Regions from separate parts of the Homo sapiens genome. Here region 2 is linked to region 1. A link is an interaction called in ENCODE POLR2A ChIA-PET data of the cell type or tissue named here. Cell type or tissue: HCT116. All regions are shown on one strand. Links, peaks and the distances in the headings refer to the core of each region. The heading gives the core; the rest is flanking DNA.

The links. ChIA-PET counts read pairs that join two places held together with the same protein. Peaks named below come from ENCODE experiments on the same cell type or tissue, not always from the same donor. Only the 100,000 strongest peaks of a DNase experiment are listed, where the experiment ranks them.
Region 2: POLR2A ChIA-PET joins it to region 1 with 5 read pairs; 2 of 35 experiments call an interaction of 5 or more read pairs at or near these places.

What each region holds. Positions count from the first base shown.
Region 1 is chr18:46,105,610-46,113,609 of GRCh38, reverse strand. All of the region lies in intron 2 of HAUS1 (HAUS augmin like complex subunit 1), which reads right to left. Among named protein-coding and RNA genes, the nearest start is that of HAUS1, 5.2 kb to the right of the region's middle. In HCT116, for the core only: no CTCF peak of the experiment used is centred there; a DNase peak (open chromatin) is centred at 3,015; H3K27ac peaks cover 1,106 bases.
Region 2 is chr18:45,794,556-45,811,815 of GRCh38, reverse strand. It overlaps a transcript of EPG5 not described here. Among named protein-coding and RNA genes, the nearest start is that of SIGLEC15, 22 kb to the left of the region's middle. RefSeq lists an enhancer at 5,095-5,596. In HCT116, for the core only: no CTCF peak of the experiment used is centred there; DNase peaks (open chromatin) are centred at 8,595 and 8,865; H3K4me3 peaks cover 1,422 bases; H3K27ac peaks cover 1,886 bases.

The sequences.
Region 1 (8,000 bases), core at 1-8,000:
ATAAGCATGTTCACAGAATTAAAGGAAACCAAATTAAAGAAGGAACATGAGGTAAGATGACAATGTTGCATCAAATAAAGAATATCAATGAAGAGAAATTGTAAGAAAAGAACTAAATGGGAATTCTAGAGTGCAATAACTGAACTGAAAAATTCACTAGAGAGAATTAACACTAGATTTGCAGCGGCAGAAGAAAGAATAAGTGAACTTGAAGATAGATCAAAGATATTATGGGCTGGGCATGGTGGCTCACGCCTGTAATCCCAGCACTTTGGGAGGCCAAGGCAGGCAGATCACTTGAGGTCAGGAGTTTGAGACCAGCCTGGGCAACATGGTGAAACCCTATCTTTACTAAAAATACAAAACTTAGCCAGGCATAGTGTTGCACGCCTGTAGTCCCAGCTACTTGGGAGACTGAGGCATGAGAATCGCTTGGACCCAGAAGGTGAAGGCTGCAGCGAGCTGAGATTCCGCCACTGCTCCAGCCTGGGCAACAGAGTGAGACCCTGTCTCAAAAAATATATATATATATATGGAATATATATATTATATATATAATATGGAATATATATATTATATATATAATATGGAATATATATATTCCATATATATGGAATATATATTATATATATAATATGGAATATATACATATTATATATATTATATATATTATATGGAATATATACACATTATATATATTATATATATAATATGGAATATATATACACATTATATATATTATATATATGTAATATGGAATATATATACACATTATATATATTATATATATAATATGGAATATATATACACATTATATATATTATATATATAATATGGAATATATATACACATTATATATATTATATATATAATATGGAATATATATACACATTATATATATTATATATATAATATGGAATATATATACACATTATATATATTATATATATAATATGGAATATATATACACATTATATATATTATATATATAATATGGAATATATATACACATTATATATATTATATATATAATATGGAATATATATACACATTATATATATTATATATATAATATGGAATATATATACACATTATATATATTATATATATAATATGGAATATATACACATTATATATATTATATATATAATATGGAATATATACACATTATATATATTATATATATAATATGGAATATATACACATTATATATATTATATATATAATATGGAATATATATACACATTATATATATTATATATAATATGGAATATATATACACATTATATATATTATATATAATATGGAATATATATACACATTATATATTATATATATAATATGGAATATATATACACATTATATATATATTATATATATATGGAAGCCAAAGAACAGAGAAAAAAAGAACAAAGGAAAATGAAAGGCCAGGTGCGGTAGTTCACGCCTGTAATCCCAGCACTTTGGGAAGCCAAAGCTGGCGGATCACGAGGTCAGGAGATCGAGACCAGCCTGGCCAACATGGTGAAACCCCATCTCTACTAAAGATACAAAAAGTTAGCCGGGTGTGGTGGTGCATGCCTATAATCCCAGCTACTCAGGAGGCTGAGGCAGGAGAATAGCTTGAACCTGGGAGGCGGAGGTTGCAGTGAGCTGAGATCGTGCCATTGCGCTCCAGCCTGGGCAACAGGGCAAGACTCCATCTCATAAAAAAAAAAAAAAAAGAAAAGAAAAGAAAATGAAGAGAGCCACAGAGAAATGTGGAACACCATTAAGCATACCAACATACGCATAATGGAAGTACCAGAAGGAGAGAAAAGAGAAAGAAGTGAAAATAATATAACAAGAAATTAGCTGGGTGCAGTGGTTAATGCCTGTAATCCCAGCACTTTGGGAGGCCGAGGCAGGCAGATCACTTGAGGTCAGGGGTTCAAGACCAGCCTGGCCAACATGGTGAAACCCTATCTCTATTAAAAATACAAAAATTAGGCTGGGCGCTGTGGCTCACACCTGTAATCCTAGCACTTTGGGAGGCTGAGGTGGGAGGATCCCTTGAGGCCAGGAGTTCAAAACCAGTCTGGCCAACATGGCGAAACCCCGTCTCTACTAAAAATACAAAAATTAGCCAGGTGTGGTGAAATATGCCTGTAAGTCCAGCTACTCAGGAGGCTGAGACAGAATTGCTTGAGCTGGGGAGGCAGAGGTGGCAGTGAGCCGAGATCAAGCTCCTGTACTCCAGCCTGGGCAACAGAGTGAGACTCTGTCTCAAAAATAATAACATTAATAATATAACAAGAAACAATGCTGAAAATTTACCATGCTCATTCAAAAGCAATAATATACACATTCAGGAAGCTCAACAAATCCAAGTAAAATAAATGTAAAGAGAACTACAAACAGACATATTAGGGTAAAAAATGCTGAAGTAAAAGAAAATCTTGAGGCCGGGTGCATTGGCTTATGCCTGTAATCCCAGCATTTTGAGAGGCCGAGGTGGATGGATCAGGAGATCAAGACCATTCTGGCTAACACGGAGAAACCCTGTTTCTACTAAAAATACAAAACATTAGCCAGGCATGGTGGCCCATGCCTGTAGTCCCAGCTACCCAGGAGGCTGAGGCACGAGAATCGCTTGAATCCGGAAGGCAGAGGTTGCAGTGAGCCGAGAATGCGCCACTGCACTCCAGCCTGGGCAACTCCGTCTCAAAAAAAAAAAAAAAAAGAAAATCTTGAAAGCAGCAAGAGAAAAAAAAAACTACCTGTTACTTACAAAGAAACCCCAGTAAGATTAATGCTGACTTCTTGGTGAAATAATGTAGGCCAGAAGACAGTGAAATAACACATTCAAAGTGCTCAAACAGAAAAAAATCTTCAACCAAGAACCCTACACCTAGCAAAACTACCTTTAAAAAATGAAGGCACAGCCTAGGCAAAATAGCAAGATCCCACCTCTACAAAAAAATTTGAAAGGCCAGGTTGGTGACTCACGCCTGTAATCCCAGCACTTTGAGAGGTCAGATGGGTGGATCACCTGAGGTTAGGAGCTCAAGACCAGCCTGGCGAACATGATGAAACCCTGCCTCTACTAAAAATACAAAATTAGCCAGGTGTGGTGGCTCATGCCTGTAATCCCAGCTACTGGGAATCTGAGGCAGAAGAATCACTTGAACCCAGGAGGTGGAGGTTGCAGTGAGCCGAGACTGCGCCACCGCACTCCAGCCTGGGCAACAAGAGTGAAACTCCATCTAAAAAAAAAAAAAAAAAAAAAAAAAAAAACCTTAAAAAAATAAGCTGGGCATGGTGATTTACACCTGTAGTCCTATCTACTTGGGAGGCTGAGGCAGGGGGATCACTTGAGCCCAGAAGTTCGAGGCTGCAGTGAGCTATGATCATGCCACTACACGTCAGCCTGGGTGACAGAGCAAGACTCTGTGTCAAAAAAAAAAAAAAAAAAAAAGGACAAAATAAAGTCTGCTAGATAGAAAAACCACAGAGAATCTGTTGCTAGCAGACTCAACTTACAAGAACTAAGGGAAGTTTTGTAGGCTGAAATCAAATAGCCCCAAATGGTAATCTGAATGCATATGAAAAAACAAAGACTGTAAGTAATGGTAACTATGGAATTATAAAGACAGCATACATGCATATTTTTTCTACTTTCTTCCCTTAACTGATTAAAAAAGCAACTGAGGCAGGGCGTGGTGGCTCACACCTATAATCCCAGCACTTTGGGAGGCCGAGGTGGGCGGATCATGAGGTCAGGAGTTCGAGACCAGTGTGGCCAACATGGTGAAACCCTGTCTCTACTAGGAATACAAAAATTACCTGAGCACGGTGGCATGTGCCTGTAATCCTAGTTATTCAGGAGGCTGAGTCAGGAGAATTGCTTGAACCCAAGAGGCGGAGGTTGCAGTGAGCTGAGATCACACCAAAGCACTCCAGCCTGGGCGACAGAGCATGACTCTGTCTCGGGAGGAAAAAAAAAAAGAAAAGAAAAAGAATACTCCACCCAACAAGAGAATACACATACTTCTCAAGGGCACATAGAACACTCTTCAGGAGAGAACAGCTTTATGCTAGGCCATAAAACAAATGTCAATACATTTAAAAGGATCAAAATAATGCAATGTATTCTCTGGTCATAATGAAATGAAATGAGAAATCAATAACAGAAAGAAATTTAGGAAATTCACAAATATGTGTGATATAGTTTGGCTCCGTGGCCCCACCTAAATCTCATGTTGAATTGTAATCCCCACGTGTCAGGGGAGGGGACTGATGGAAGGTGATTGGATCATGGGGGCGGACTTCCCCCTTACTGTTCTCGTGATAGTGAGTTCTCACCAGATCTGATGGTTCAAAAGTGTGGCACTTCCAGCTTCATGCCCTCTGTCTCTCTCTCCTGCTCTGGCATAGTGAGTAAGACGTGCCTTGCTTCCCCTTCACCTTCAACCATGATTGTAAGTTTCCTGAGGCCTCCTCAGCTACGTGGAACTGTGAGTCAATTAAACTTCTTTTCTCTTTTTTTTTTTTTTTTTTGAGACGGAGTCTTGCTCTGTCTCCCAGGCTAGAGTGCAGTTGCGCGATCTCAGCATACTGCAAGCTCCACCTCCCAGGTTCATGCCATTCTCCTGCCTCAGCCTCCCAAGCAGCTGGGACTACAGGCGCCCGCCACCATGCCCGGCTAATTTTTTGTATTTTTAGTAGAGACGGGATTTCACCGTGTTAGCCAGGATGGTCTTGATCGCCTGACCTTGTGATCCGCCCGCCTCGGCCTCCCAAAGTGCTGGGATTACAGGCTTGAGCCATCATGCGGGGCCTAAACCTCTTTTCTTTATACCCAGTCTCAGGTAGTTCGTTATAGCAGTTTGAGAACGGACTAATACAAAGTGGAATTAAACAACACACTCCTAATAACCAACAGGTAAAGATGAAATCAAACACATTAGAAAATACTTTGATATGAATGAAAATGTAGGTACAATGCAACAAAACTTATGAAATACATTGCAAATGGTATGTGGAGGGAAATTTGTACTTGTAAATTCCTATTTTAAGAAAGAAGAAGAATCTCAAATCAATAACCTAACTTTCCATTTTAAGACACTGAAAAAAGAAGAGCAGACTAAACCAAAAGCAAGCCGAAGGAATTAAATAATAAAAATTAGAGTGGGCCAGGAGTGGCTGCTCACACCTATAAATCGCAGCACTTTGGGAGGGTGAGGCAGGGTCAGAAGTTTAAGGCCAGCCTGAGCAACACGGTGAAACACTGTCTCTAGTAAAAATACAAAATTAGTGACAGAGCAAGACTCCGTTACCAAAAAAAAAAAAAAAAAAAGAAGTAAATTCCCTCAAATTGACAAAGGGTGTCTACAAAAATCCCACAGCTAACATTACACTTAATGGTGAAGACTGGATTCTCTCTTGTCTAGGATTAGGGACAAGACAAGGAGTCTGTATTTGCCAATTCTATCCAACATCATATTGGAGGTTCTAGCCAGGGCAATTTCTTCTCATTTGCCTCCTCAAGTGACAAACAGGTGGCACGAAGAATGAATAGTTTCAATAGTTTCATTTGTATTCCTCATGATTAAAAATCTCCACACAGCCAGGCACGTGGTGTGCACCTATAATCCCAGCTACTTGGTAGGCTGAGGTGGGAGGATCACTTGAACCCAGGAGTTCAAGACCAGCCTGAGCAAAATAGGAAGACTCTGTCTCTCCACTATAAAAAACAAAAACAACAACAAAACTTCATCTAAAAGTTTTATGTCCTTTCCCAATTCCTGCAAATATTTCCAAAAGTTCCAATCTCATGTGCTGTAAAGAACTGTGCTTTGCAGAAATAAAAACTGCACCTAAAAAATGATTTGGATTATTTTTAACTCAAAGGTCATTCAAGTCCAGCGAGCTATAGATGGCATTACTACTCAGTTTTTAGAATCGCAAATGGAGGAAGCTGAAACTCTTTACCAATACACATCAATGTACACTTGTTATAAAGTTCCACATATTTTTCATTTTCTGCTCAACACTTTCACTGTATAAAAGAAGGAAAAACTTAGAAAAGAGAAGTAATGATGCATAGAGCTATCAGATCTCAATGGTGGCAATGCTCTTCTAGATACCTAGACATAAAAATTGTGTTAAAATTTTGCATACATTAGTTAGAACATTTGTTATTTAATATGTATCACCCTGAAAGGTATTTAAGGACAGACATAAATAATTTTACTTTGAAATCCTTAGATTTTTGGTTACAGTATATGATAGACAAAAAAGAAAGCTCTTATAAAATGAGATTTTTCTGGGCTCCAAGTCCCTTTCTCTGCACTGTATTTTAATAATTACAAAAATAAAATCATTTAAAAATAAGACAATTTTAAAAGCACATATATGGGAGAATATGGCTATAAAGGAGTGGCACAGGGGAGGTTTTTGGGGTGATGGAACTGTTCTGCATCTTGATTGTGTGATTTCAGATTGTGAGAGTGGTTCTACACTCTAAGTGTATTAAAATGGTACACAAAAATAAAAAGTCAATTTTACTGTATGTTAATTTTTAATTAATTAATTAATTAATTTTTTTTTGTTGTTGAGAGAGTCTCACTCTGTTGCCCAGGCTGGAGTGCAGTGGTGTGATATCTGCTCACTTCAGCCTCCACCTCCCGGGTTCAAGAATTTCTCCCGCCTCAGCCTCCCAAGTAGCTGGGATTACAGGCACATACCACCACACCTGGCTAATTTTTGTATTTTTAGTAGAGACGGGGTTTTACCATCTTGGCCAGGCTTGTCTCAAACTCCTGGTCTCAAGTGATCCGCCCACCTTGGCCTCCCAAAGTGCTGGGATTACAGGCGTGAGCCACTGCACCTGGCCCTGCTGTATATTAACTTTTAAAAGAAAACTGGAAAAAAGCACATATGCAATAGAATCAAATATAAACTGCACTATATTCAAAATATCATATGTAACAAATACCATACATCTGATTAAATATAGGGCAAATGCAGGCCTCACTTCCTCTCTTTGGTGTATTCTCGTATCTAAAAAGATTTTTGTCAATCTTTACTTTTGTGGTTTGTATTATCAAAACAATAGGCATCTTGAATGCACTTTTTCTTTTTTTCTTTTTTTTTTTTTGAGACGGAGTCTTGCTCTGTCGCCCAGGCTGGAGTGCAGTGGTGCGATCTCGGCTCACTGCAAGCTCCGCCTCCTGGGATCACGCCATTCTCCGGCCTCAGCCTTCCGAGCAGCTGGAACTACAGGCGCCCGCCACCACGCCCGGCTAATTTTTGTATTTTTAGTAGAGACGGTGTTTCACCGTGTTAGCCAGGATGGTCTTGATCTCCTGACCTTGTGATCCGCCCGCCTCGGCCTCCCAAAGTGCTGGGATTACAGGCGTAAGCCACCGTGCCCGGCCTTGAATGCACTTTTTCAAACTATATATGCCCAGCAGAAAATTCTAATGCAATCTCCTGATACGTAGTCATAGAGTAATTTCGTCCAAGTCTCACATTTCATGGCCACCACCTCAGGTGTCCTGATAGGTCCGTATGACTAAATCATGGAGACCGGAAACAGAAAAAACAGATAGGTAAGTAAAAAACCACAAGGCATCTTGTGTGTCAGACTAACAAGTTTAGACTCTTTTAAGGCTTACTGTTTTGCTATCAGAGTACCAATAAGATATTTAGTATAATAACATTTATTACTTAGAGAATTACTACTGGCCAGGCAGGGTGGCTCATGCCTCTAATCCTACCACTTTGGGAGGCTGAGGCAGGCGGATCACCTGAAGTCAGGAGTTCGAGACCAGCCTGGCCAATATTGTGAAACCCTGTCTTTACTAAAACACAAAAATTAGCCGGGTGTGGTGGTGCAGGCCTGTAGTCCCAGCTACTTGGGAGGCTGAGGCATGAGAATCACTTGAACCCAGGAGATGGAGGTTGCAGTGAGCTGAGATCACACCACTGCACTCCAGCCTGGGCGACAGAGCAAG
Region 2 (17,260 bases), core at 4,816-12,815, 310 kb after region 1:
CAGTATGATATTGGCTGTGGGTTTGTCATAAATAGCTCTTATTATTTTGAGATACATCACATCAATACCCAATTTATTGAGAGTTTTTAGCATGAAGTGTTGTTGAATTTTGTCAAAGGCCTTTTCTGCATCTATTGAGATAATCATGTGGTTTTTGTCTTTGGTTCTGTTTATATGCTGGATTATGTTTATTGATTTGCGTATGCTGAACCAGCCTTGTATCTCAGGGATGAAGTCCACTTGATCATGGTGGATAAGCTTTTTGATGTGCTGCTGGATTCGGTTTGCCAGTATTTTATTGAGGATTTTTGCATCAATGTTCATCAGGGATATTGGTCTAAAATTCTCTTTTTTGTGTGTGTGTGTCTCTGTCAGGCTTTGGCATCAGGACGATGCTGGCCTCATAAAATGAGTTAGGGAGGATTCCCTCTTTCTCTATTGATTGGAATAGTTTCAGAAGGAATGGTACCACCTCCTCCTTGTACCTCTGGTAGAATTTGAAACTGCTGAATTCTTTTATCAGTTCTAGGAGCTTTCTAGAGGAATTGTTAGGGTTTTCTAGGTAAACAATCATATCATCAGCAAAGTGACAGTTTGACTTCCTCCTTACTGATTTGGATGCCCTTTATTTCTTTCTCTTGTCTGACTGCTCTGGCTAGGACTTCCAGTAATATGTTGAAGAGGAGTGGTGAGAGTGGGCGTCCTTATCTTGTTTCAGTTCTCAGAGGGAATGCTTTCAACTTTTTCCCATTCAGTATTATATTGGCTGTGGGCTTGTCATAGATGGCCTTTATTACATTGAGGTATGTCTCTTGTATGCCAATATTGCTGAGAGTTTTAATTATAAAGGGATACTGGATTTTGTCAAACGCTTTTTCTGCATCTATTGAGATGATTATGTGATTTTTGTTTTTAATTCTGTTTATGTGTTGTATCACATTTATTGACTTGCATATGTTAAACCATCCCTACATCCCTGCTATGAAATCCACTTGATCATGGATCATGGAGTATTATCTTTTTTTTTGTTGTTGTTAGACAGAGTCCCACTCTGTCACCTAGGCTAGGGTGCAGTGGCACTATTTCGGCTCACTGCAACCTCCGCCTCCCAGGTTCAAGTGATTCTCCTGTCTCAGCTTCCTGAGTAGCTGGGATTACAGGTGTGCGCCACAATGCCTGGCTAATTTTTGTATTTTTAGTAGAGACAGGGTTTTGCCATGTTAGCCAGGCTAGCCTTGGGTGATCCACCCACCTGGGTCTCCCAAAGTGCTGGGATTACAAGCATGAGCTACTGAGCCCGGCCGGATTATCTTTTTGATATGTTGTTGGCTTTGGTTAGCTAGTATTTTGTTAAAGATTTTAGCATCCATGTTCATTGGGGATATTGGTCTGTAGTTTTCTTTTTTGGTTTTGTCCTTTCCTGGTTGTGGTGTTAGGATGATGCTGGCTTCATAGAATGATTTAGGAAGGGTTCCTTCTTTCTCCATCTTGTGGAATAGTGTCAATAGGATTGGTACCAATTCTTTTTTGAATGTCTGGTAGAATTCTGCTGTGAATCCGTCTGGTCCTGGCCTTTTTTTGTTGGTAATTTTTAAATTACCATCTCAATCTCACTGCTTGATATTGGTCTGTGCAGGGTGTTTAATTCTTCCTGATTTAAGCTAGGAGAGTTGTATCTTTCTAAGAATTTATCCATCTCTTCTAGGTTTTCTAGTTTATGCACATAAAGATGTTCATAGTATCCTTGAATGATCTTTTGTATTTCTGTGGTTTCAGTTATAATATCTCCCATTTCATTTCTTATTGAGCTTATTTGGATTTTCTCCTTTTCTTGGTTAACTTTGCTAGTAGTCTATTAATTTTATTTATCTTTTTAAAGAACCAGGCTTTTGTTTCATTTATCTTATGTATTTTTTTGTTTCAATTTCATTTGGTTCTGCTCTAATCTTGGTTATTTCTTTTCTTCTGTTGGGTTTGGGTTTGGTTTGTTCTTGTTTCTCTAGTTCTTCGAGGTGTGAACTTAGATTATCTGTTTGTGCTCTTTCAGACCTTTTGATGTGGGCATTTAGGGCTATGAACTTTCCTCTTAGCACCGCCTTTGCTGTATCCCAGAGGTTTTGATAGGTTGTGTCACTATTGTCGTTTAGTTCAAAGAACTTTTTAATTTTCATCTTGATTTCACTTCTGACCCAATGATCATTCAGGAACAGGTTATTTAATTTCCATGTATTTGCATGGTTTTGAAGGTTCCTTTTGGAGTTGATTTCCAGTTTTATTCCACTGTGGTCTGAGAGAGTGCTTGATATGATTTCCATTTTCTTAACTTTATTGAGGCTCATTTTGTGGCCTATCATATGGTCTATCTTGGAGAAGGTTCCATGTGCTGTTGAATAGAATGTATAGTCTGCAGTTGTTAGATGGAATGTTCTGTATATATCTGTTAATTCCATTTGTTCTAGGGTATAGTTTAATTCAATTTTTTTTGTTGCCTTTCTGCCTTGATGACCTCTCTAATCCTGTTAGTGTAGTATTGAAGTCCCCCACTATTATTGTGTTGCTGTCTATCTCACTTTTTAGGTCTAGTAATTGTTTTATAAATTTGGGAGCTCCAGTGTTAGATGCATATATATTTAGGATTGTGATATTTTCCTGTTGGACAAGGCCTTTTATCATTAAATAATGTCCTTCTGTCTTTTTAAACTGCTGTCACTTTAAAGTTTGTTTGAATAGCTACTCCTGCTCACTTTTGGTGTCAATTTGCATGAAATGTCTTTTTCCACCCCTTTACCTTAAGTTTATGTGAGTCCTTATGTGTTAGGTGAGCCTCCTGAAGGCAGCAGATAGTGGTTGGTGAATTCTTATCTACTCTGCAATTCTGTGTCTTTTAAGTGGAATATTTAGGCCATTTACACTCAATGTTAGTATTGACATATCAGGTAGCATTCCATTCATCGGCTATTTGTTGCCTGTATACCTTGTTTTTTTGTTTTTATTTTTTAATTGTATTTTTGTTTTATAGGTCCTGTGATATTTATGCTTTAAATATCAAAATATGTTTTGATGTGTTTCCAAGATTTGTTTCAAGGTTTAGAACTTCTTTTAGCAGTTCTTGTAGTGGTGGCTTGGTAATGGCAAATTCTCTCAGTATTTGTTTGAAAAAGACTATCTTTTCTTTGTATATGAAGCTTGGTTTCACTGGATACAAAATTGTTGGTTGATAATTGTTTTGTTTGAGGAGGCTGAAGATAGGCCCCCAATCCCTTCTAGCGTGTAGGATTTCCACTGAGAAATCTGCTGTTAATCTGATAGGTTTTCCTTTATAGGTTACCTAGTGCCTTTATCTCACAGCTCTTAAGATTCTTTCCTTTGTCTTAACTTTACATAACCTGTTGACAACGTGCATAGGTATGATCTTTTTGTGATGAATTTCCCAGGTGTTTTTTGTGTTTCTTGTATTTGGATGTCTAGATCTCTAGCAAGTCTGGGGAAGTTTTCCTTGATTATTCCCCCAAATAGGTTTTCCAAACTTTCAAATGTCTGTTCTTCCTCAGGAACACTGATTATTCTAGGTTTGGTCATTTAATAGAATCCCAGACTGCTTGGAGGCTTTGTTCATATTTTCTTATCTTTTTTCTTTGTCTTTGTTAGACTGGGTTAATTTGAAGACCTTGTCTTCAAGCTCTGAATTTCTTTCTTCTACTTGTTCGATTCTATTGCTGAGACTTTCCAGAGCATTTTGCATTTCTATAAGTGTGTCCATTGTTTCCTGAAGTTTCTATTGTTTTTTATTTTTGTTATCTATTTCATTGACTATTTCTCCCTTCACTTCTTGTATCATTTTTTTGATTTCCTTACGTTGGGCTTTGCCTTTCTCTAGTGCCTCCTTAATTAGCTTAATAACTAACCTCCTGAATTCTTTTTCAGGTAAATCAGGGATTTCTTCTTGGTTTGAATCCATTGCTGATGAGCTAGTGTGATTCTTTTGGAGGTATTAACCTTGTTTTGCCATATTACCAGAGTTGGTTTTCTGGTTCCTTCTCATTTGGGTAGGTTCTGTCAGAGGGAAGGTCTACGGCTGAAGTCTGTTGTTCAGATTTTTTTTGTCCCACAGGGTGTTCCCTTGATGTAGAACTCTCTCCCTTTTCCTATGGATGTGGCTTCCTGAGAGCCGAGCTGTAGTGATTGTTTTCTCTCTTTAGGACCTTGCCACCCAGTAAGTCTACCAGGCTCTGGTCTGGTATTGGGAGTTTTCTGCACAGAGTCCTGTGATGTGAACCGTCTGTGGGTCTCTCAGCTGTGGATACCAGCACCTGTTCTAGTGGAGGTGGCAGGGAGGTGAAATGGACTCTGTGAGGGTTCTTAGCTTTGGTGGTTTAATGTAGTATTTTTGTGCTGGTTGGCCTCCTGCCAGGAGGTGGCGCTTTCCAGAGAGCATCAGCTGCAGTAGTATGGGGAAGAACAGGTGGTGGGCAGGGCCCTAGAACTCCCAAGAGTATATGCCCTTTGTCTTCAATTACCAGGGTGGATAGGGAAGGACCATTGTGTGGGGGCAGGGCTAGGCATGTCTAAGCACAGACTCTCCTTGGGCAGGTCTTGCTGCATCTGCTGTGGGGGATGGAGATGAGGCTCCCAGGTCAATGGAGCTATGTTCCTACAAGGATTATAGATGTCTTTACTGTGTCATGCAGGTTGTCAGAGCAGTGCAGGAAAGCCAGCAGTTACAGGTCTCACCCAGCTCCCACATAATCCGAAGGGCTGGTCTCACTTTCACTGTGCCCCCTGCCCCCCGCCTGCCAATAGCACTGAGTCTGTTTCCAGGCAATGGGCGAGCAGGGCTGAGAACTTGCCGCACGATACCTGCCTCCCAGCTGCAGTAGCAAGTATGTCTTTCCTTCTTCCCCTGCCTGTGGAGTCTGCACACCAGATTCATGCCCTCCCCTGAGTTCTGACCAGGAGAGTTCTCCACCAGTTCAAATTGTTTCAAAGTTCAGCTGAAGATGTCCTTCTCTCTGTGGCCTTTTCCCAGTGCCTCTGGCTGCCCTTCTGAAGGATCCCGTGAGGCCAGGCAGAAATGGTTTGCTAGGGGACCCAGCGAGCTCACAAGTCTTTCCTCATTGCTTCCTCTGCCCCTGTATTTTGCTAGGCTCTCTAAATTGACTCGGCTTCAGGTAAGGTCAGAGTCTTCTCCTGTATTAGTCTTCTCCTGTATTCTAGACCTTCAGTTTCCCCAGTTGGGGTGTGGGGGTGGGGAGGTGTGTTCAGGGGCAGACAATGTCCCTTTCCCACTTGTACAGTTTGGGCACTCACAGTATTTGTTGTGTCTCCCAGGCAATCTGCTTCCTTCAGAGGGTCTGTGGGTCCTGTGAGGTTTCCTGATTTATTCCTGCAGTCATTCTGGAGCAAAAATTCATGATGCAAGCCTCCACATGCTGCTCTGTGCGTCTGAGTCAGAACTGCAATCTAGTCCTGCCTCCCGCCCACCATGATCCCCTTATCTTTATATTCTTTTACACTGTTTTCATTTTTCTGTTATCTGAATATATTAATTTATGGTAAAAATAGTTTTCCTTTATATTCAGCTCTTGAAGTATCTGCTTTTCACTACCCCCAAACTAGCTAATTTGGCAAATTAATCCCTGGCAATGGGATACTATTGAGCTGATAAATTTTCCCCTCCCAGATAAGTCGCTAATAATAACCAGTAAGTATAGTGGATTTACAGTGTGCCCAGACTGGGCTAAACTATTTGCTTGTTTAATCTTTATACCAATTTCAAACAGTGAGTTTATTTCCATTTTATAAATAAAAAAGGTAGTTGGTAGCATTATTCAGATCATCTATGTTTCCTGAATTTTTATCTTAATTTTTCTATCAAATGCTGAGAGAAGGATGCTAAAATCTTCAAAACTCTACAAAAATCTATGGTTGTAGAATTGTCTATTTCTTCCTTTAGCTCTATCAATTTTTGTTTTATATATTTTAAAGTGCTGTTGTTAGGCACATGCACATACAAGACTGTTATGTTTTCCCAATGACATTTTAATCATTGTGAAATATCCCTCCTAATCTTTGGTAATACTTCTGTGTTGAATGATCTGGCTTTTTCTGGCATGGCATTGCATATACTTTTGCATCTATTTACTTTCACTCTATCTGTATAATTATATTCAAAGTGGGTCCCATTCACAGCATATCTTTAAATCTTACTTTTGTTTTTAAGCCATTACAACAAGCTCTGCTATTTCTTTTTTTTTAGCTAATTGGAAATTTTTGCCTATTAACATTTAATATTATTCTGATTATATTTTGATACACCATTTTATTTGTTTTCTTTTTTGCCCCTCTGATTTTTGTTCTTCTGTTACTTCTTTCTTGTCTTTTTTTTTTTTTTTACAGAAGCTCTTTATTTTGTTTAAATTTTAGATTTACATAAAAGTTGCAAAAATAGTACAGAGAGTTCCTGTATACCTCTCACCCAGTTTCTGCTGAAGTTAACATCTTACATTATCACAGTACATTCATCACAACTAAGAAACTAACATTAGTACACTACTATTAATTAAGTGCCAGACTTTATTCAGATTTCTTTGTTTCTTCACAAATAACCCCTTTTTCCTGTTTCAGGAGCCAATCTAGGGTACCATATTGCATTTAGTGCCTTTTAGAAATTATTATTTGGACATGTTTTAGAATTCCAGTTTAATTTACATATTAATGTTTTTTCTATATATTATTGTAGTTTTTACCCAATGTCCGCTCTAAGAATCACGATATACATTCTTAACTTTTTATAATCTGATTTGAGTTTACATTGTCCCACTTTGCATAAAATATGCAAACCTTGCAATCGTATAGGTCCTCTTATACCTGCCCCCAGCATTCCTTTGTGTTATGATTACCATATGACATTTATATACATTATGCATCCTACAATGCAAGGTCATAATTTTTGCCTTGAATAGTGATATATATTGGAAAGGAATTAGGCTGGAAAAGCAGTTTTTTCTATTTGCTAGTTTTGATGTTCTTCATGTCTAAAGATCCATATTTTCATTTGATATCATTTATCTTCAGATAAAGAACTTTCTTTAGCATTTCTTATAATAAAGGTCTGCTAGTGATAAATTCTCTTAGTTTTCTTTTATTTGGAAAGTCTTTATTCTGCTTCATATTTGATAGATATTGCTTTTAGTGCTTTGAGAATGTTGGTTCACTGTGTTGGCCTCCATTGCTTCTGATATAAGAAATCAACAGTCATTTGACTCATTATTCTCCTCTGTGTAATGTGCTGTTTTTCTCTGCATGCTTTTGACACTTTGCCATTCATTTGACTCTAATGTGCCCAGGCATGTTTTTCTTTTATTTAACTTGATTGGGATTTGCTGAGCTTCTTAGATTTGTAAATTTATGTCTTTTGCCAAATTTGGGGACTTTTTGGCCATTATTTATTCAAATAATTTTTTTCTACCCCATGTCCTCTGTTCTTCTAGGAGTTCAATTGTAGGTATGTTAGACCTTTCAATACCACCCTTTAGGTACTATCATTTTTATCTCTGTCTTTCAGATTGGATATTTTCTGTTGATCTCTCTTTAGATTCACCTACTCTTTCATCTGTTTTAAAAAATTATGTTAAGCCCCATCCAGTTAATTTTTTAAAATTAGATACTGTATTTTTTAGTTATAGAATTTCCATTTGATTATAATTTTAGGCGTCTCTATTTAGGTGATGATACTAACTATGTTTTAATCATTATAAGCACATTTTTCCTTATGTCATTTAGTATAGTAAGAATTGCCATTTTAAAATAAATTTCTATTAATTTCAATATCTGTGTCATCTTGAGCTTGACTTTTGCCTATTATATTTACTCTTGAGAATACATCACATCTTCCTGTCTCTCAATATGTCAAGAAATTTTGGATTGTACTCTGGATATTGTGAATGTCATATTGTGGAGACTGGATTCAGTTGTATTCTTTCAAAGAGTTTTGAATTTTTCATTTTAATGAGAAATTAACTTGTTATGGTTCAAACTGCAAATTCTGTTTTTTTCTGAGTGGCCCCTCATATCTGCTTTTTGTTCTTTCACCCTTAGATAGGGTGCTTACAATCTCTGCTGTACATGGGTGTTTGGGGGTCAGGCAAAAATTGGGGCAGACTTTATACATGGAATTTGGGATTTTCTTTCTCTGGCTCTCTCCCTTTGAGGATTCTCCCTCACTTTCTAGCAGCTGGGGTTGCCCTCAAACTCTGTCTGCCAGTTCTTCAGGCCAGAAAGATGGTGAGTTTCTTCTCAGTTTTAGCTGCCCCTCAGGACAGTGACTGCAGCTGACCATCAGGCCAAAAGTGGTAAAAACAGGAGAATAACCTCCTACTAACCCTTTCTTCCAAGTGTTAACTTCCCCCTGGAGCCTGCTTGCTGTTGTATACTCTCCAGGGCCTTCAGATAGATTTTGTCCTCTCCCAACCCCTGAGTTTATAGTTGTTATTGGCAGGAAGCTCAGTACAGTAAGCGTTTACTCAGCCATACCAGAAGTGGAACTCGATCCAGATCCTGATTCCTAGCCACTGAGTTGTACTGACTGTCACATAGTAAAATGGCTCTTCTGGCCTCATCCCATATTTTATAAAGGATCATTGCTCTGAGAAATGTCTCAAATGATAGGTTTTCAGATATTATGTAAGGCTGATAATGTCTTTGGAGATAGGGACTTTTCTCAATGCTTTTCAAATTACAATGCCCAGTCCATCTATAGACAAGCACCTCCACCACCACCTCCTTTTTTTCCTATAGAGAAAGTAATGACTCTGTACATAAACAGGAGATACTGACTCATGAAGGGCTAAGCTGGCCTCTGTGAGTGACTCACTATGCCTTAAGAGACTGGGGGAAGGGGCCATGTGGTCAGGCCACCTACTAATGCTGGGTTCTGACTTGACTAGATTTAGAGCAAATTGACCCTGATTTGGGAAAGGTATAAACTTGATTTACCAGGTCATTAGAAGACATTTTCTGTTCACTTTTATTTACCATCAAGAGAGCATGAGATCCTAGGATGTGATTAGAAATGAGCAAATAAATGCAATTTGAATTAAGTCATTCAGTCATGCAGAGTGAGGGTGGGGCAGAAGGTGAGGAGAGGCAGTAGGACAGTGTGGGGAAAGGTATTGGGCACAAGTGGGCCCTGTTGGGCTTAGTCCCCACCTCCTCCCTTCTCTGGGCACTGGGGTGGGGTTGGAAGTTTGGATGTAGCTGGAAAGGACCAGAGACTTTTTTTTTTGTTTTTTGTTTTTGAAATGGAGTCTTGCTCTGTCGCCCAGGCTGGAGTGCAGTGGTGTGGTCTCAGCTCACTGCAATCTCTACCTCCCAGGTTCAGGAGAATCTCCTGCCTCAGCCACCTGAATAGCTGGGACAACAGGTGCATGCCATCATGCCCGGCTAATTTTTGTATTTTATTAGAGATGGGGTTTTGCCATGTTGGCCAGGCTGGTCTTGAACTCCTGACCTCAAATGATCCACCTGCCTCGGCCTCCCAAAGTGCTAGGATTACAGACGTGAGCCACCATGCCTAGCCTGAACCAGAGTCATAAAGATCAGTGCCAGTACTTGTTGTAGCTTCAGTCTTCCCTGACTGGAGAGTGTTGGGGACTTGGATTGTTGTGGGGAGTCTCCAAGGAAGGGCCACTCCATCACATCAGCACTCCACCAAGGGAGGATCACAGGGAACAGGAGGCAAGGCAGGAAGAGCTGGGGGTAGGAGGGAGTGGACACTGCAGGGTGAGGTGCCACAGGACAAAACCATCCTTGCTGCCCCCTGTCAACCCTTCCGCCATCAGAGCTGATGAGGCAGGACCCAGAGAGCCCTCAGAGAGTGTGATAAAGCTCAGCCCTCCCTAGGGTGGGCACTGCTCCTCCCTCTCAGGAGAGCCCTGAAGGGGGTGGATGCCAAAGCTGTCCCCTGGTGGCTGTAACTGCCATCTGAACTCCTACCAGCTGGCCTTCCTTCCTGTGGACTAAGTGGCTTCAGCTGCACACAGTGACCTTCAGGAGGAGAAATGCAGTTTCCTGTACCCCTTCCTCCTGGGAGTGGGACTGTAAGTGATTAAGGGAGTAGGAGAAGGGAAGGAACAGGGGGATTAAAGACTGGGAAAGGAATGGAAGGGAGGGAGGGGAATGAATAAAACTGACAGGAATGACAAGAGGGTGTGTTGTGCAATTGTCACAAATTCTGGGTTGCACACTAAGCTCAGTGCCATCCCTTCTTCCCTGGCACTACCTTCTCCTCCAAGTTTGGGCAGGTCCTTTTCCTGCTGGTTTCCTGTTTCATAACTGTCAAGTTTTGCTCACCAGCACCCTCCATCAAATGTTTAAAAGCCAATTACTGGGAAGGCCAAGGGAGGAGGATTGCTTGAGCTCAGGAGTTCGAGACCAGCCTGGACAACATAGTGAGACCCTGTCTCAAAAAACAAACACACAGGGCCGGATGTGGTGGCTCACGCCTGTAATCCTAGCACTTTGGGAGGCTGAAGTGGGCAGATCACTTGAGGTCAGGAGTTCAAGAACAGCCTGGCCAACGTAGTGAACCTTGTCTCTACTAAAAATACAAAAATTAGCCAGGTGTGGTAGCACGCACCTGTAATCCCAGCTACTTGGGAGGCTAAGGCAGGAGAACTGCTTGAACCCAGGAGGCAGAGGTTGCAGTGAGCTGAGATCGTACCACTGCACTCCAGCCTGGGTGACAAAGCGAGACTCCATCTCAAAAAAACCGAAAAACAACCCCCCATTCAAAACACAAAAACCCAAACACACAAAACAAAAAAATTTAAGAAAGTAGGAGGAAGATGCTTTGGAGTCTATACACCACCTCTTTCAAAAATGCTCACCTGAATTTCCTGCAACCAGTGTTCCCTCCTTCCAAACAGGTATCAAGACGCTCACCTTTTAAGAGGCTTGCCCTAACTGGAGTGCTGGAGTCTGAACTTTCTTTGAACATCGTTTGATCTCAGATGCAGCCAGTCCTGTGCACAGCCTGATGGGATGGAATGTTCAGGATCATCATGTGATTCCCCTGGGTGGCCTAGCTGAGGGACACAAATTTCCCCAGGCAGAGAAGACAGCACAGGAGGAAGAAGCTCCAATATCGAGAGTGAGAGGGCTGCAAATTCGTCAAGAGCTGGCACCTCCAACCAAAAATGTGCAGTTATCGATCAATAAAACCAGCTTTTGTTTTAATTTTTGACTTTTTGATTTTTAGTTTTTTCCTCCCCAGCCATCATGGTGCTGCATGCCCATTGTAGAAATCTGAGAAAATGATAAAGAGGTTGATGAAAACTGTCTATGAAGTTACTACCCACTGTATTTTTCATCTATTTTTTTCTTTTATACCTGAGATAAAATAGTGTATACTATTTTTTTTTTTATTTTTGTGAGAGAGGGTCTTACTGTGTTGCCAAGGCTGGTCTTGAACTCCAGGGTCCTCCTGCCTCAGGCTCCTGAGTAGCTGAGATTACAGGTATGCACCACACGTTCAGCTATCCTATTTATACTGCTTTAAAAACTTAACTCCATGTCAATAGAATTTTCCCATGACATTAAAACTCTGTGGAGGTGGAGCCAAGATGGCCGAATAGCAGCAGCTCCAGTCTACAGCTCCCAGTGTAAGCGATGCAGAAGACGGGTGATTTCTGCATTTCCAACTGAGGTACCGGGTTCATCTCACTGGGGAGTGCTGGACAGTGGGTGGACAGTGGGTGCAGCACACCATGCATGAGCCGAAGCAGGGCGAGGCATCACCTCACCTGGGAAGCGCAAGGGGTCAGGGAATTCCCTTTCCTAGTCAAAGAAAGGGGTGACAGATGGCACCTGGAAAATCGGGTCACTCCCACCCTAATACTGTGCTTTTCCAACGGGCTTAACAAATGGCACACCAGGAGATGATATCCCGCACATGGCTTGGAGGGTCCTATGCCCACGGAGCCTCGCTCATTGCTAGCACAGCAGTCTGAGATCAAACTGCAAGGCAGCAGTGAGCCTGGCTGAGGGTCACCCGCCATTGCTGAGGCTTGAGTAGGTGAACAAAGCGGCCGGGAAACTCGAACTGGGTGGAGCCCAACACAGCTCAAGGAGGCCTGCCTGACTCTGCAGGCTGCACCTCTGGGGGCAGGGCACATACAAACAAAAGTCAGCAGTAACCTCTGCAGACTTAAATGTCCCTGTCTGACAGCTTTGAAGAGAGTAGTCGTTCTCCCAGCACGCAGCTTGAGATCTGAGAACAGGCAGACTGCCTCCTCAAGTGGGTCCCTGACCCCTGAGTAGCCTAACTGGGAGGCACCCCCCAGTAGGGGCGGACTGACACTTCACATGACTGGGTGCACCTCTGAGACAAAACTTCCAGAGGAAGGATCAGGCAGCAGCATTTGCGGTTCTCCAATATCTGCTGTTCTGCAGCCACCGCTGCTGATACCCAGGCAAACAGGGTCTGGAGTGGACGTCCAGCAAACTCCAACAGACCTGCAGCTGAGGGTCCTGACTGTTAGAAGGAAAATTAACAAACAGAAAGGACATCCACACCAAAAACCCATCTGTACGTCACCATCATCAAAGACCAAAGGTAGATAAAACCACAAAGATGGGAAAAAAACAGAGCAGAAAAACCAGAAACTAAAAATCAGAGTGCCTCTCCTCCTCCAAAGGAACGCAGCTCCTCACCAGCAACGGAACAAAGCTGGATGGAGAATGACTTTGACGAGTTGAGAGGAGAAGGCTTCAGAAGATCAAACTACTCTGAGCTAAAGGAGGAAGTTCGAACCAATGGCAAAGAAGTTAAAACGCTTGAAAAAAAATTAGACAAATGGCTAACTAGAATAACCAATGCAGAGAAGTCCTTAAAGGACCTGATGGAGCTGAAAACCACGGCACGAGAACTACGTGACGAATGCACAAGCCTCAGTAGCCGATGTGATCAACTGGAAGAAAGGGTACCAGTGATGGAAGACAAAATGAATGAAATGAAGTGAGAAGAGAAGTTTAGAGAAAAAAGAATAAAAAGTAACGAACAAAGCTTCCAAGAAATATGGGACTATGTGAAAAGACCAAATCTACATCTGATTGGTGTACCTGAAAGTGACGGGGAGAATGGAACCAAATTGGAAAACACTCTGCAGGATATTATCCAGGAGAACTTCCCCAATCTAGCAAGGCAGGCCAACATTCAAATGCAGGAAATACAGAGAATGCCACAAAAATACTCCTCGAGAAGAGCAATTCCAAGACACATAATTGTCAGATTCACCAAAGTTGAAATGAAGGAAAAAATGTTAAGGGCAGCCAGAGAGAAAGGTTAGGTTACTCACAAAGGGAAGCCCATCAGACTAACAGCTGATCTCTCGGCAGAAACTCTACAAGCCAGAAGAGAGTGGGGGCCAATATTCAACATTCTTAAAGAAAAGAATTTTCAACCCAGAATTTCATATCCAGCCAAATTAAGCTTCATAAGTGAAGGAGAAATAAAATACTTTACAGACAAGCAAATGCTGAGAGATTTTGTCACCACCAGGCCTGTCCTAAAAGAGCTACTGAAGGAAGCACTAAACATGGAAAGGAACAACCAGTACCAGCCACTGCAAAAACATGCCAAATTGTAAAGACCGTCAAGCCTAGGAAGAAATTGCATCAACTAACGAGCAAAATAACCAGCTAACATCATAATGACAGGATCGAATTCACACATAACAATATTAACCTTAAATGTAAATGGGCTAAATGCTCCAATTAAAAGACACAGACTGGCAAATTGGATAAAGAGTCAAGACCCATCAGTGTGCTGTATTCAGGAAACCCATCTCACATGCAGAGACACACATAGGCTCAAAATAAAGGGATGAAGGAAGATCTACCAAGCAAGTGGAAAACAAAAAAAGGCAGGTGTTGCAACCCTAGTCTCTGAAAAAACAGACTTTAAATCAACTAAGATCAAAAGAGACAAAGAAGGCCATTACATAATGGTAAAGGGATCAATTCAACAAGAAGAGCTAACTATCCTAAATATATATGCACCCAATACATGAGCACCCAGATTCATAAAGCAAGTCCTGAGTGACCTACAAAGAGACTTAGACTCCCACACAATAATAATGGGAGACTTTAACACCCCACTGTCAACATTAGATGGATCAATGAGACAGAAAGTTAACAAGGATATCCAGGAATTGAACTCAGCTCTGCACCAAGTGGACCTAATAGACATCTACAGAACTCTCCACCCCAAATCAACAGAATATACATTCTTTTCAGCACCACACCACACCTATTCCAAAATTGACCACATAGTTGGAAGTAAAGCACTCCTCAGCTAATGTAAAAGAACAGAAATTATAACAAACTGTCTCTCAGACCACAGTGCAATCAAACTAGAACTCAGGATTAAGAAACTCACTCAAAACCGCTCAACTACATGGAAACTGAACAACCTGCTCCTGAATGACTACTGGGTACATAACGAAATGAAGGCAGAAATAAAGATGTTCTTTGAAACCAACGAGAACAAAGACACAACATACCAGAATCTCTGGGACACATTCAAAGCAGTGTGTAGACGGAAATTTACAGCAGTAAATGCCCACAAGAGAAAGCAGGAAATATCTAAAATTGACACCCTAACATCACAATTAAAAGAACTAGAGAAGCAAGAGCAAACACATTCAAAAGCTAGCAGAAGGCAAGAAATAACTAAGATCAGAGCAGAACTGAAGAAAATAGAGACACAAAAAACCCTTCAAAAAATCAATGAATCCAGGAGCTGGTTTTTTGAAAAGATCAACAAAATTGATAGACCACTAGCAAGACTAATAAAGAAGAAAAGAGAGAAGAATCAAATAGACGCAATAAACAATGACGAAGGGGATATCACCACCAATCCCACAGAAATACAAACTACCATCAGAGAATAATATAAACACCTCTATGCAAATAAACTAGAAAATCTAGAAGAAATGGATAAATTCCTCGACACATACTCCCTCCCAAGACTAAACCAGGAAGAAGTTGAATCTCTGAATAGACCAATAACAGGCTCTGAAATTGAGGCAATAATTAATAGCTTACCAACCAAAAAAAGTCCAAGACCAGATGAATTCACAGCCGAATTCTACCAGAGGCACAAGGAGGAGCTGGTACCATTCCTTCTGAAACTATTCCAATCAATAGAAAAAGAGGGAATCCTCCCTAACTCATTTTATGAGGCCAGCATCATCCTGATACCAAAGCCTGGCAGAGACACAACAAAAAAAGAGAATTTTAGACCAATAACCCCGATGAACATTGATGCAAAAATCCTCAATAAAATACTGGCAAACCGAATCCAGCAGCTCATCAAAAAGCTTATCCACCATAATCAAGTGGACTTCATCCCTGGGATGCAAGGCTGGTTCAGCATACGCAAATCAATAAACATAATCCAGCATATAAACAGAACCAAAGACAAAAACCACATGAATATCTCAATAGATGCAGAAAAGGCCTTTGACAAAATTCAACAACCTTCATGCTAAAATCTCTCAATAAATTGGGTATTGATGGGACGTATCTCAAAATAAGAGCTATCTATGACAAACCCACAGCCAATATCATACTCAATGGACAAAAACTGGAAGCATTCCCTTTGAAAACTGGCACAAGACAGGGATGCCCTCTCTCACCACTCCTATTCAACATAGTGTTGGAAGTTCTGGCCAGGGCAATCAGGCAGGAGAAGGAAATAAAAGGTATTCAATTAGGAAAAGAGGAAGTCAAATTGTCCCTGTTTGCAGATGACATGATTGTATATCTAGAAAACCCCATTCTCTCAGCCCAAAATCTCCTTAAGCTGATAAGCAACTTCAGCAAAGTCTCAGGATACAAAATCAATGTACAAAAATCACAAGCATTCTTATACACAAATAACAGACAAACAGAGAGCCAAATCATGAGTGAACTCCCATTCACAATTGCTTCAAAGAGAATAAAATACCTAGGAATCCAACTTAAAAGGGATGTGAAGGACCTCTTCAAGGAGAACTACAAACCACTGCTCAGTGAAATAAAAGAGGATACAAACAAATGGAAGAACATTCCATGCTCATGGGTAGGAAGAATCAATATCGTGAAAATGGTCACACTGCCCAAGGTAATTTACAGATTCAATGCCATCCCCATCAAGCTGCCAATGACTTTCTTCACAGAATTGGAAAAAACTACTTTAAAGTTCTTATGGAACCAAAAAAGAGCCCAGATTGCCAAGTCAATCCTAAGCCAAAAGAACAAAGCTGGAGGCATCATGCTACCTGACTTCAAACTATACTACAAGGCTACAGTAAGCAAAACAGTATGGTACTGGTACCAAAACAGAGATATAGACCAATGGAACAGAACAGAGCCCTCAGAAATAATGCCGCATATCTACAACTATCTGATCTTTGACAAACCTGACAAAAACAAGCAATGGGGAAAGGATTCCCTATTTAATAAATGGTGATGGGAAAACTGGCTAGCCATATGTAGAAAGCTGAAACTGGATCCCTTCCTTACACCTTATACAAAAATTAATTAAAGATGGATTAAAGATGTAAACCTTAGACCTAAAACCATAAAAACCCTAGAAGAAAACCTAGGCAATACCATTCAGGACACAGGCATGGGCAAGGACTTCATGCCTAAAACACCAAAAGCAATGGCAACAAAAGCCAAAATTGACAAGTGGGATCTAATTAAACTAAAGAGCTTCTGCACAGCAAAAGAAACTACCATCAGAGTGAACAGGCAACCCACAGAATGGGAGAAAATTTTTGCAATCTACTCATCTGACAAAGGGCTAATATACAGAATCTACAATGAACTCAAACAAATTTACAAGAAAAAAACAAACAACCCCATCAAAAAGTGGGCAAAGGATATGAACAGACACTTCTCAAAAGAAGACATTTATGCAGCCAAAAACTGCATGAAAAAATGCTCATCATGACTGGCCATCAAAGAAATGCAAATCAAAACCACAATGAGATACCATCTCACACCAGTTAGAATGGCGATCATTAAAAAGTCAGGAAACAACAGGTGCTGAAGAAGATGTGGAGAAATAGGAACACTTTTACACTGTTGGTGGGACTGTAAACTAGTTCAACCCTTGTGGAAGTCAGTGTGGCGATTCCTCAGGGATCTAGAACTAGAAATTCCATATGACCCAGCCATCCTATTACTGGGTATATACCCAAATGATTATAAA